Linked DNA regions of Homo sapiens: region 2 is linked to region 1. The links are chromatin loops, found by intact Hi-C in ENCODE. Cell type or tissue: CD14-positive monocyte. All regions are shown on one strand. Each heading gives the region's core, and the rest is flanking DNA. Links, peaks and the distances in the headings are about the cores only.

Region 1 (5,000 bases), core at 1-5,000:
CCTGCGCCCCACCCTGGCCTGCAAATAGAGTGCCAAGCCACCAGAATAGAAGTGCTAAAGTAGTGAGTTTCCTAGAAGTGGCAAGCCTGAGACTCCAGTGAGTCACCCTCATTGTTCCCCTGAGGCACCCTGCCTCCACCTGCTCTCTGCTCTCGAAGCGTCAGTTATACCAGCACTTCTCTCTTCTCTTTTGTCTCTTTTTACAGTCACCCCTTTAGAGTGACAGGCAGCGTGAGCTCATGGCCTTGACTTTGCTGGACATGCGGAGGGAGAGGAGAGCTGGTGGCAGAGTCGGGGGTTGGGCCCTGAGGATGGGGCTGTTTTATTGGAGAGTCCGCTGTCACCAGGCCTTTCTGTAAAAGGCTGGAAGTGAGCGAGTGAACCAGGCACCCTGGTGGGGGGCCTGCATGTCAGACCCAGCGGGAAGCATGTCTGACTTGGTTGAGAGGCAGCTAAGGGCCCAGTGTGTCTGGGTGGGCTGAGCCATTGGGAGAATGGAGGGAGGGGCCAGAGAGCACGGAGGATTAGCTGTGGCCAGATCACAGAGGCTGTGGGACTTTGGGCTCCCTCTGGGTAAAAGCCAGAGCCCTTGAGGACTTCAGTAGATTGGTGGATTGAAAGGCACATGGGCCGGTGCTGTGGCTCATGCCTGTAATCCCAGCACTTTGGGAGGCCGAGGCGGGTGGATCACGAGGTCAGGAGATCGAGACCACGGTGAAACCCTGTCTCTACTAAAAATACAAAAAATCTTAGATGGGCGCGGTGGCGGGCGCCTGTAGTCCCAGCTACTCGGGAGGCTGTGGCAGGAGAATGGTGTGAACCCGGGAGGCGGAGCTTGCAGTGAGCTGAGATCGCACCGCTGCACTCCAGCCTGGGCAACACAGTGAGACTCCGTCTCAAAAAAGAAAGAAAGAAAGAAAGAAAGAAAGAAAGAAAGAAAGAAAGAAAGAAAGAAAGGTACATGGAAGATTCGATTGCTTGGATTGCCTTAGGGAACTATGAGATCCCTAGGTGAGGGTTGCAGTTGAGCATGGTAGCTGCTTTTCCTCTTCAGGTTGCCTTTAGGCTGCGATGGAGATAGCATGAGCTCTGGAGCAGGACAGGCTTCTTTCTAACATGGGCTTGGCCACTTTGTGAATTTGTGATCAGAGACAAGGTCACGGACCTCACTGGGACCTCCCTAGGCTGTCCATTCTGAGTCTGTAAGAAGGTGGAGAGGGGCAGCCCCAGCTGGGTGTTAGGCTTTGCGGAGCCTCTGCTGTCTGATGTTTGGCTCCAGCATCTTCAAAGCAGGGGCTTTTCTCCTCTGTCCACCTGATTGGCCTTTGTGAGGAACCACCACCTGGCGGTGGCCTCATTAGCATCATGGGCCAGCCAGCTGAGCTGACAGCCCGCAGGTTTTCTAGAAAGGCCCACCTTCCCTTGTAGTTTGCACACTCCAGGAAGGGCCCTGGGTCTGGGAGGGTTTTCTGGGACCTTGGTGACAGGGAGAGTAGGGGGCTGAACATTAAGGTCTGAATTCTGCGCTGGGGGCTGGATTGTCCTTAAAGGCGGTTGGCCTCAGACATCCACATGGCAAAGCAGGGAGTTTAGCCCATCTACAACTCTTCTTTATACATGAGGAGCAAAGTATGAGACCGCCCAGGTAATTGCTCTGATTGGAAGAAAATCATCACGGAGCAGGGTTTAGGGTTGAAATACTGGCCTGCATCCTGTACTGTTGAGTTGATCTGAGCCAAGGATAGCAGAGAGGACCAGCCATTTTTGTGGTAGCTTTCTGTTGTGGAGGGCACTTGCCCACCTCCTGGGAACGCCACACCCTGGTGTGTTTGCCCTTGTTCTGTTTCCCCTGCTGCTCTTCTGCTGGAAGCTCTGGACTCACCTGTCTCTGTTGTGGATGGTGCAGGGCGGGCAGGCCAGAGTGGCATCCTTGTCCTGAGAGGTCCCAGGAGGCAGTTGAGTGTGTATGTGTGCGTGAGTGCGTGTGTGAGTGCACGAGTGTGTGAGTGCAAGTGTGTGTGTCTGAGTGTCTGTGAGTGCAAGTGTGTGTGTCTGAGTGTGTGTGTGTGAGTGTGTTTGTCTGAGTGCGTGTGTCTCTGTCTTCATCAGCTCCTAGGAGATGCCTCCGGACAGGGGCCTGCCCGTCTCTCCCTCCAGTTCCTTGCCAGTGTCATGTGACACTCCTTTCAGAGGGCACCCCCCGCCCCCAGCCAACTCACCTTTTTTTGTAAACTTAGTTTTTAAGCAGTCCAACTCTCTCTCTGGATTCAAATGAAAGCTTTAGATCATAGTCTGTTTCGATAGCTCTGTGTTCCTGGTGGTGGTTTTCTCCTCACAATGACCTTGTAGGCTAGCTGAGTTTTGTCGAGGAAGTTGAGCTGGGAGAGACTGGCTCACACAGCTTGTTAGTCAGCGCTGGGGCAGGAATCTGGCCCAGGCCCTTCATGGCACCTTTCTTAGGGTAGCGTGCCCCCTCTCTATTCCAGGTGACCTCTGTTACGCAGTCCCCATTGCCTGCCCTGGTTCCCTGGGCTCTGACATCAACTTAGATGTCGTGTTTGACTTAGGGCTTCCAGCCGGATCCCTCTCCATACACCGGGCTTCCTTCCAGACCCTGCATACCTCTCAGGGAAAACCAAAGGCTGACGTTTGGCATTTCCCTGCTTCTATTTATTTGTATTTGTCGGCCCTGTATCTTTGTCCACAGCTTTGTGGGTTTGTTAGAATAGGAAGTGAAGTACTTCCTATATAAGCTCTGGCCATGCTGTGTCAAACTCACGTGCTTCCCCAGCCTTCAGCTCGGGGTAGGAGTCTTCATGCAAATCAGATTGTTTCTCTTTTAGTGTAGGCAACAGCAAGTTGTTGACGACAGTGGTTACCTTAGGCTCTTGACATTCTGCTCCCAAGGTCCAGTGTGGGAACCCTGCCTCCTTGCTCCTCTTCCTTGCTGTTTTTTCCCTTTCTCCTTAGTTAAGGAGACTGGTCTGGATTTCTGAAGGTGACTGTGCTGGATATGTATGAGCTGAAACACTGTCTGATACTGTTGAGGGACAGTAGTGAGCCAGGTGATTTCTTGAATACTCTGTTAGAGGACTTGCGTGCATGTCGAAAGTAGGAGAATCTTTTTTGGATGTTCAGGTTGGAAACACTTCACATTCTCTTTGTCTCCAACATGTTAGATTTGTTGCTTGCTGTAGACTCAGAGAAACATTTCTCTAGCTAGTGACCATGTATCTTGTTATGTGAATTTCACTTATGTGTCACCAACTGGGTTTCTGTCTTTTAAGGAAACCAAATTACAGATTCACACGTGCCTACTTTTATTATTACTGATCCCATCCTGCCTTTATCTTGCTTTATTAATTGCAGGCCAGTAGTAAAATGTTTAATAGTTACATGACCATTAGCATAACCCCAAGATTCACAGGGACTGAGGAAACTAAGATATATTTTAAAAGAGTTTGGATATATGGCAATAAATGAGGAAGGGACAGAGTGATACTTCATGGAGATGTTTTGTGTTGAAGGGAAGGAACCCAGTTTTCTAAGATTTATTTTCTTTAAGAGATTGAGCATACCATATATTTTGATCATAGAATTTTACATACTTTAGATGCTAGCTGTTTTTAAAAGGAAAGAACTCCAAATTACATCTTGCAAGCTATTGTGGTTTTGCAAGCATTGAGTGATGGCATATATGAAAACTCTGAGAGGTGTCATATTAAGATACCAATGTCAGTTTAAAGATATTCTATATCTGTATCCCTATGACATTGTATTTTGAATTTTTTATTTTTCATTTTTGGACAGACATTTAGAACTCACTCAGTGGAGATGGCTCTGCATCTCTGTTTTAAGCTTTTTGAACTCTAGGCAGCTGTGTCGGCCTGGGGCTACATTGACTTCTTCATTGCAGCCCCTCGATTGGTTTCGTCTGGACCAGGGTGGGTTTCGATTGCGGCCCTTGCTGGAACAGTAGCAGGAAAGTAGAAACACCTTCCTGTCTCTGGGTTAACCAGCTGACAGTCTGTTACTTGTGTGCTTCCTTCTAATTGGTAATCTGCCAACACCTTTCAGGATATTATGAAATTTCAAGCAAATGAGGTTAAAATGGAACCTCTGTACTTCTGAACAGGCGTGGACTGACTGCAGTTCTCCAGGATAGTTTCAGCAGAAGCAGTGAGATTACAGTCAGGAGCAAAACAGTATCTGAGCTTTCTTTATGGGAAAGATTCCGACTGTGTGCTTGGTTTATATGGTTAAATTAATTGCCCTTGTTAAATTAAAAAAATAGGGTATGTTTCTGCCACAGACTTTGCTTTAAAAGCAGAGATCTTCTAAAGTCATTTGCCTTGTATTTGACTTCTGCTGCTCCCCGTTTCCTGCTGGGCCTGATGGTTTGATTGTAGAATGTTTCTGAGTTGTGTCACTGTTGGACTCTGCTGAGCTGAGTAGTCTCATTAAAGGAGAGTGTGCATCTGAGTTGAGGAAGACAATATAGATGTGGACCTTGTTTGTAGAGTTCACAAGCTGCTTACATAGAAATAGCAAGGACAGTGCAGCCAGTGGGAAGGAGCCGGCTGAGGGACTTGATATTATTTCCATGGAAACCAGTTGGGTATGGGAAGAGAGGTTGTGGAAGGCAATGCTCTGGTGTTTGGCAATTCACACTGTGCAGAAGAGAAAGCAGAACTGGACTGGGAGTATAGAGTAGCAGAAGTTTAAGCTTGGGGAAGAAGTTGAGCAAGGAAAAGCATATGATCTGTTGATCAGCATGATGTGATGTGGTCTGAATCTTCAGACAGTTCACAGCTTTTTCATAGAGGCTGTCCTCAGATGGGTTCAACCATTCTGAGAATTCTGCCTTTACGATATAAGTAGTATCCATGACATTAAAAACGAGAAGAGAAGCGTTTTGGCCAATGACGGACTGCATAAACTACAGTCTGCATAAATGACCTTGGTCCTAGAAGATTAGGATGAAGCTGAACAATTCTTAT
Region 2 (8,464 bases), core at 1,757-6,756, 260 kb before region 1:
GGAACATGGCTCCCAGTAGTGTGTGCCACAATACCCCAGCAGATGTTGGAAGGAGTACAGCAATGCCTAGTCATTCTGGCATGCTAAATCCTTTTCAGAAAGCTGCTATTATTTGTACTGAATGGGCAACTAGGAAAGAATTACAGGGATCAGGACAGGGAAATTACATGCAAAAGGTGCCTTTATTTTTCCTAATGAAGGGATTTTTTTCCAGTAGCTGGACAAGCCTGTTTCCGAGAATAATTGACTCTGAGCTACCCATACCTCTGTTACCTCTGTTGACCAACAGATGCTCCTTACTCCCACCAAGGAGTTCAGAATGTTTAAAACCTAACTCTATCTTTATTTTTTTACTATAATTATTTTAGAATTAGAGACAGGGTCTCGCTGTGTTGCCCAGGAGGGTCTTGAACTCCTGGGTTCAAGGACTTCTCCCACCTCAGTATCCCAAAGTTCTAGGCTTATAGGCATGAGCCACTGTGCCTAACCATAAAATTATTATTTTTATTTGACACATAATAACTGTACATATTCTGGAGTACACTGTGATATTTCCATACATGTATACAATGTGTAGTGATCAAATCAGGGTAATTGGCACATCTATCAATTCAAATATCTATTATTTCTTTGTGCTGAAAATATTCAAAATCTGCTCTTCTATTTGAAAATATACAATAAATTGTTTGTTATTATAGTTACCCAATGGTGCTGTAGAACACTAGCACTTATTCCTCCCATCTAGCTGTACTGTTGTATCTGTTAATAACCTCTGGCTGTCCCCTCCCTACCCCTACCCTTTCCAGTCTCTAGTAACCGCTATTCTACTCTCTACTTCCATGAGATCAACTTTTTTAGCTTTCACCTATCAGTGAGAACATGCAGTACTTCTCTTTCTGTGCTTGGCTTATTTCACTTAATATAATGTCCTCCTGTGGCTAAATAGTATTCATACATATATATGTATGGATATGTGTGTGTGTGTGTGTGTGTGTGTGTGTGTATATGTGTATATATATATACACTCACACATACACAATTTTTTTTTCTTTTTCTTTCTCTCTCCTTTTCTCTTTCTTTCTGGGATAGGGTCTCTCCCCTCTGTCACCCAGGCTGGAATGCAGAGGTGCATTCATAGCTCACTATAGCCTTGAACTCCTGGGCTCATGAAATCTTCTCACCTCAGCCTCCCAAGTAGCTGGGACTATAGGCGCACACCACCATGCCTGGCTAATTTTTATTTTTTTGTAGAGGTGGGGTCTCACTTTGTTGCCCAGGCTGGTCTCAAACCCTCCTTGAGCAATTCTCCCACTTCTAAATTCCCAGCCTCCTAAAGTGCTGGGATTACAGGTATAAGCCACCATGCCTGGTCATATATACCACATTTTCCTTATCCATTCATCTGTTGATGGACACTTAGGCTGAGTCTTTATCTTGGTTATTGTGAATGGTGCTTCAACATACATGGGAACGCAGATATCTCATCAACATATGAATTTCTGAAATAATATTTTAATAATAGTCTAGTAAAAATTATGATAACAATCTACTGAATTATTTTTTAAAAAAAACTTAGAATGTCAGAAGTCTTTGTGGTCTGCAGAGAAAATGAAGACTAAATGTTATAGCTTTAATTATAATTTTAAAAATCTAAATGTTCACTAAATCTGAAAGATTAGATATATTGGGTTATGTTGCATTGCTGCTCACAGTAAAATCTTGTAAGTCAGTATAAAATCCACTAGATTAGAAAAAGAAAAGTAGGCTAGGAAGTTTGGTTTGGCTTCCCTATCTGTAAAACCACAACTGTCTATGCTTGACACAAACTAAGGTAAATAAATAATGTGTCTTAGGCTAATTGCTAACTGTGAATAGGAGATAACCTGGCATAGAAGAGTAGAAAGAGCATTCCAGGCAGAAAGAATGGACTCAGCAGAGGTACTAACTGGTGAAACAGCATGACATGGTCATAGTCACACCAGACGTGAGCTCTTGAGAGCGTCGTGGATTAACATTAACATTTTTAACCAACAACTCTGATAATCTCTCCAGGATCCCTGGATTTCTGGGTGCCAATAACAAAAGCTAGACTTACTGTTTTTTTTTTCCTCTGTACTTCTGCAATAGATTGAATGTTTGCGTCCACCCAAAATTCATGTTGAAATCTTAACCCCTAATGTGGAGGTAGGTGGTGAGGCCCTTGGAAGGGGATTAGGTCATGAAGGTAGGGCCTTCATGAATGAGATCAGTGCCCTTATAAAAGGGACCCCATAGAGCTCTCTTTTCCTGTTTTCACCACATAAGAGATAAGAGAAGTCGGCTGGCATGGTAACCCATGCCTATAATCCCAGCACTTTGGGAGGCAGAGGCAGGTGGATCACGAGGTCAGGAGTTCAAGACCAGCCTGGCCAACATGGTGAAACTCTGTCTTTACTATGTCTCTACTCATGTCTCTAGCTGAGTACGGTGGCATGTGCCTGTAATCCCAGCTACTCAGGCTGCTGAGGTGGGAAAATCGCTTGAACCAAGGAGGCGGAGGTTGCAGTGAGCCGAGATCGGGAGAGGTGGCTTGTGCTTGTGGTCGCAGCTACTGGAGAGGCTGAGACAGGAGGATCACCTGGGCAAAGGAGGTGGAGTCTGCAGTGAGCCAAGATCATGCTACCTCACTCCAGCCTGGGCAACAGAGCAACACCCTTTCTCAAAAAAAAAAAAAAAAAAAAGTTGCAGGCTAAGTATTAGGCTGATGGCAAAGAAGTGGCCAATTCACTTAATCTAACTCAGTATTATGGTTTTTTCTTTTATTTTCTTTTTTTTTTTTGAGAGAGTCTTATTCTGTCCCCCAGGTTGGAGTGCAGTCACGCGATCTTGGCTCACTGCAACCTCCACCTCCCGGGTTCAAGAGAGTCTCCTGCCTCAGCCTCCCAAGTAGTTGGATTACAAATGTGTGCCACCATACCCGGCTAATTTTTGTATTTTTTAGCAGAGACAGGGTTTCACCATGTTGGCTAGGCTGGTCTCGAACTCCCGACCTCAAGTGATCTGCCTGCCTCGGTCTCCCAAAGTCCTGGGATTACAGGCATGAGACACCATGCCCAGCCTTGCTTTTTTTTTTTTTTGGTGGGGGGGACAGAGTCTCACTCCGTCTCCCAGGCTGGAGTGCAGTGGCACGATCTCAGCTCATTGCAACCTCTGCCTCCCGGGTTCAAGCGAATCTCCTGTCTCATCCTCCGGAGTAGCTGGGATTACAGACGCCCGCCACCACGCCCGGCTAATTTTTTTGTGTATATATAAATATATATTTTTTTAGCAAAGACAGAGTTTCACCATGTTGGCCAGGCTGGTCACGAATCTTGACCTCAAATGATCCGCCCACCTCGGCCTCCTAGAGTGCTGGGATTACAGGCGTAAGCCACCGTGCCCAGCCTGTATGTACTTTTTAATACAGTAATATGTAAATAACTGTGTGTGTATGGGAAAGCTGTTTTTCATTTCTCCAAAAACTGCACCAAGGCAAAGCAAAGCTCTAGTTGATTTCGGTGTGTTGTGCAGGAGTTAGCAGTACTGCCCTCACTAGGTACCCATTGGACAGTAGTGCAACCCCAAGAAAAGGATGGTAGTAAGTTAACTTTCATCACGCGTTGATATTTCATTTGAAATGGTGACTTGAAGCTGGTTAGATACTGAAACTGAGACTATAGTATGCCTAACTCAGCTGCTCAATAACTATTTATTGCTTATAGTCTTACGACTTTTTTTTTAGAATAATTATCTTTGCTAGTACTATCAGATTTGCATGACAACCCTTTCTCTTGTATTCTCTGTAAACTGGAGGTTGTCCCACTATTACTGATACTAAATTTGATGGTTTGGTTCAAATGGTGACCACCAGATGGCTCCACTATACAGGTGTATTTTCTTTACCTTTTTTTTTTTTTTTTTTTTTTTTTTTGAGACAGTGTCTTGTTGTGTCGCCCAGGCTGTAGTGCAATGGCGCGATCTCGGCTCAGTGCAACCTCTGCTCCTGGGTTCAAGTGATTCTCCTGCCTCAGCCTCCCAAGGAGCTGGGACTACAGGCACATGCCACTGCACCCGACTATTTTTTTTTTGTATTTTTATTTTTATTTAATTTTTATTTATTTATATTTTTTAATTTTTTTTTTGAGACGGAGTCTCGCTCTGTCACCCAGGCTGGAGTGCAATGGCACAATCTCAGCTCGCTGCAAGCTCTGCCTCCTGGGTTCATGCCATTCTCCTGCCTCAGCCTCCCGAGTAGCTGGGACCACTGGTGACCACCACCACGCCTGGCTAATTTTTTGTATTTTTAGTAGAGATGGGGTTTCACCATGTTAGCCAGGATGGTCTCAATCTCCTGACCTCGTGATCTGCCCGCCTCGGCCTCCCAAAGTGCTGGGATTACAGGCATGAGCCACCGTGCCCAGCCGTTTTATTTATTTATTTTTGAGACGGAGTTTTGCTCTCATTGCCCAGGCTGGAGTGCAATGGTGCGATCTTGGCTCACCACAACCTCCATCTCCTGGGTTCAAGCAATTCTCCTGCCTCAGCCTCCTGAGTAGCTGGGATTACAGGCATGTGCCACCATGCCCGGCTAATTTTGTATTTTTAGTAGAGACGGGGTTTCTCCACGTTGGTCAGGCTGGTCTCGAACTCCCAACCTCAGGTGATCTGCCTGCCTTGGCCTCCCAAAGTGCTGGGATTACAGGATTACAGGCATGAGCCACTGCGGCTGACCTTTTTTTTTTTTTTTTTTTTTTTTGTATTTTTAGTAGAGATGGGGTTTCACTATGTTGCCAGGTTGGTCTTGAACTCCTGACCTCATGATCTGCTAGCCTCGGCCTCCCAAAGTGCTGGGATTACAGGCGTAAGCCACCACACCCAGCCTGTAATTTCTTTTACAATTAGGTAAGTAGCCTGTAGAGTGATACTTTGATGGCATTTCCCAGCAATCTTTCATCTAAAGGTTTTGAAGTCCATTGATAGTCCTTGTCTGAGTCAATTATTTCATTAAGGTTTGCATCATGGTTATTGTCTAATTCTATATTTTATTTTATACTTATTAGCTGGCATCCTATAGTAAAGAAGAGTTTTTCCTCATCAACTGGGTATAAACCACATTCTTTATTAAAAAAAAAAAGAAAAAAAAAGCAGGGTAGGTTGGGAGCAGTGGCCCATGCCTGTACTCCCAGCGCTTTGGGAGGTTGAGGTGGGAGCATCACTTGAGCCCAGGAGTTCAAGACCAGCCTGGGCAACATAGCAAGACCCCATCTCTAAAAAAACAAAAAAGCAAGCAAAAACACTTAGCCAGGTATGGTGGCAGGCACCTGTAGTCCCAGCTTCTGACGAGGCACGAGGATCACTTGAGCCCAGGAGGTCAAGACTGCAGTGAGCCATGTTTGTGCCACTGCACTCCAGCCTGGATGACAGAGCAAGACTCTGTCTTAAAAACAAAAACAAATGAAACAAAAAACAAACAGGGTAAATGCTATCTCCCTTTAATAACTAATTTTCAGAGTATCAAATTGGTGTAATAGACACTACCAATGATGGAAAAATAGTTTCCCTCTTCTCATTCTCTCTTCTCTGTACTAGAGAGTAGACTTTTATTTATTCAGTATTTGCAATCAATTGTATTCATTTTCTTTTTGACGCTAAAATTGCCCTAAATTTGCCCCCTGGGAGATCCTTCAAGCTGGCTCCCATGTCTCTAAAATTTATTTTTGAGAGACTGAAAATACAAATGGTAAATGGCCAGAATATACATAAAAACAGAATTCTGACCCATTACCTACAACAACTAGCCCAGTAAACCAACCACTTATTTACCATAAGTGTACTCTCAGCCTGAAAGCCAAACCTGCTATCAACCAGACTTGTAGGAAGTCAGACTGCTATCTCTGGTAGCAATCCAGGAAGCTAAATAATAACTTCTATGACAATCAGCTCAAAATGGCCAGGACTTGATTAAAACTTGACAGCTTCCCTACTTTTTGTCCTCACTTCTAGCTTATGCCCATCCAGAGAAAGCCAAATATGCTCCTTTAACCAAGACCATAGGATGCCAACTTGTAGTTAGCTTCCAGCTTCCCCATGCCAACAGCTTCCAATCAGGCATACCTGTGAAACCTTTCCTTTTGTCCACTGTAAAGCTTTCCCACTCCTCTGCATGCCTTTGAACCTCTGCTAAAACATAAGGGATGGTGGCTGACTCCCTTGCTACAGCAAGTTCTCAATCGACTTTGCTTTTCTCATTTGGTTTGCAATAAAATGCATTCTTTACAGTGACACAATTTGATGAATTTTGACAAACGTATACATTCCCACTAACCATGACACAGAACATTTCCATCACCCCCAAAAGTTCTCCCATTTTCCTTTCCAGTCAATTCCTTCTCTCTTCCCCTCCTAACCAACCACTGATCTGCTATCTACCACTATGGATTAGTGTTGTTTGTTCTCCTAACTACAGTTGGCATAGCCTCATTGGTCTAAGCACTTCCTCTGCATTCAGGCACAACGAAATACCTGGCTCATCTTGTACCTTTCCCGTCCCAGAGCTGGAATCAGCCAGTTCTCCAAAGGAGCTCTGGATCTTTTTAGTGGGAAATGGAATTTAGAAACCAAGATCTCAGTGTCAGATGTGCTCACTGTTACTGTAGGGTGCCCATGCCTATACATCCTGGTTCAGCCAGGACTGTTCCAGTTTTAATCTGAAAGTCCAGCATCCAGAGAAAACCCCTCTGTTTGTGGCAAACTAGAACAACTGGTCACCCTAGTGCTTCTAGGCCCTTTCAGTCCACAGAACTAGGACTTTTTTTTGCAGTTGAAACTTTTTTTTCTTTTTGATAGGGTCTGTTGCCCAAGCTGTAGTGCACTGGTGAGATCACAGCTCATTGTAACTTTAAACTCCTGGGCTCATTTGGGCCTCTCGCCTCAGCCTCCCAAGTAGCTAGGACTATAGGCACAGGCCACCACCCCTGGCTATTTTATTATTTTGTATTTTGTAGAGACAAGATCTCACTGTGTTGCCCAGGCTGGTCTTGAACTCCTAAGCCACTTTGGCTTCCCAAAGCACTGGGATTACAGGTGTGTGCCACTGCACCCAGCCCTCCAGTTTAAACTCAATACTACAGACTTTTTTTTTCTGAACTTCTTAAAATTCTTTATATTAGTTTCCACCCCCACCCCCGGATGAATGAACGTCTTAAAAATTGTTTTAAATTTTTTAAAAAATGGAGACAGGGTCTTGCTATGTTGCCCAGGCTGGTCTCAAACTCCTGGACTCTAGTGATCCTCCCGCTTTGGCCTATCAAAGTGCTGGGATTACAGGCATCAGCCACCCGGCCCTTTTCTGAACTTCTTTGATCTTGTGTTTGTATCTCATTCTCTCACACACTGCACATCTTTGTATATAGTAACATTAAAATACTTATGTTATCCTACCATATACAGTACAGAGTTTTAAAACCACAGTAACAATGTTACCATTAATCATAAATCAGTGAAGCTGAAAGCTCCTGTGCACTTTTTTCATCCTTAGAATACACAGTTGACCCTTGAACAACACTGGTTTGGACTGCCAGGGTCCACCTATATGTGGATTTTTTTCACCCCAACACAGATGAAAAATACAGTGGGGCGAGGGACGGTGGCTCACACCTATAATCCCAGCATTTTGGGAGGCTAGGTGGGAGGATCACTTGAGCCCAGGAGTTCAAGACCAGCCTAGGCAACACAGCTCTCTACTGAAAATAGAAAAAAATTAGCTAGATGTGCTGGCACATGCCTGTGGTCCCAGCTACTCGGGAGGCTGAGATGGGAGGATTGCTTGAGCCCAGGAAGTCAAGGCTGTAGTGAGCCATGATCGTACCACTGCACTCCAGCCTGGACGACAGAGTCAGACCCTGTTCTCAAAAAAGAAAAAAAAAAAGAAAAGCAAGAGAAGGGAAGGAAGGGAGGGGGGAAGAGAGGGAGGGAGGGAAGAAGGGAGGGAAGAAGAGAGGGAGAGAAAGAAAAAAAGAAAAGAAAAAGAAAGGAAAGGGAAGGAAGGAAGAAAACAAAACAGAAGTACAGTGGGATGCAAAACACACCTACACAAAGAACCAACTTTCCCTATGCTCAGCTCCGGGACTTTAGTATGCAGATTTCTGTATATGCTCGCAGAAGGTCCTAAATCCAATCTCCTGCATATAAGGAAAGACTACACTATCACAACACAGATACACTACTAGAGTACTGTGTTCAAAAGCTCAGAGGGGCCAGTGGTGGTGGTTCATTCCTGTAATCCCAGCACTTTGGGAGGCCAACCTGCAGGCGGATCACCTGAGGTCAGGAGTTCCAGACCAGCCTGGCCAACATGGTGAAATCCCATCTCTATTAAAAATACAAAAATCAGCAGGGGATGGTGGCGCATGCCTGTAATCCCAGCTATTCAGGAGGCTGAGCTGAG

The links. Peaks named below come from ENCODE experiments on the same cell type or tissue, not always from the same donor. Only the 100,000 strongest peaks of a DNase experiment are listed, where the experiment ranks them.
Region 2: it touches region 1 in a loop (2.0-fold over the local background); 4 of 110 quality-filtered maps call a loop at or near these places.

What each region holds. Positions count from the first base shown.
Region 1 is chr6:159,979,283-159,984,282 of GRCh38, forward strand. The region is part of intron 1 of IGF2R (insulin like growth factor 2 receptor); the gene reads left to right. Among named protein-coding and RNA genes, the nearest start is that of IGF2R, 13 kb to the left of the region's middle. RefSeq lists enhancers at 697-1,687, 2,520-2,569, 2,580-2,689, 2,880-3,049, 3,797-4,036 and a silencer at 3,915-4,209. In CD14-positive monocyte, for the core only: no CTCF peak of the experiment used is centred there; DNase peaks (open chromatin) are centred at 119, 2,399, 2,779, 4,699 and 1 weaker place; H3K4me3 peaks cover 3,351 bases; H3K27ac peaks cover 2,962 bases; H3K27me3 peaks cover 1,378 bases.
Region 2 is chr6:159,716,926-159,725,389 of GRCh38, forward strand. It overlaps a transcript of SOD2 not described here and the pseudogene RNU4ATAC18P. Among named protein-coding and RNA genes, the nearest start is that of WTAP, 6.3 kb to the right of the region's middle. In CD14-positive monocyte, for the core only: CTCF peaks have their summits at 3,979 and 4,180; no DNase peak of the experiment used is centred there.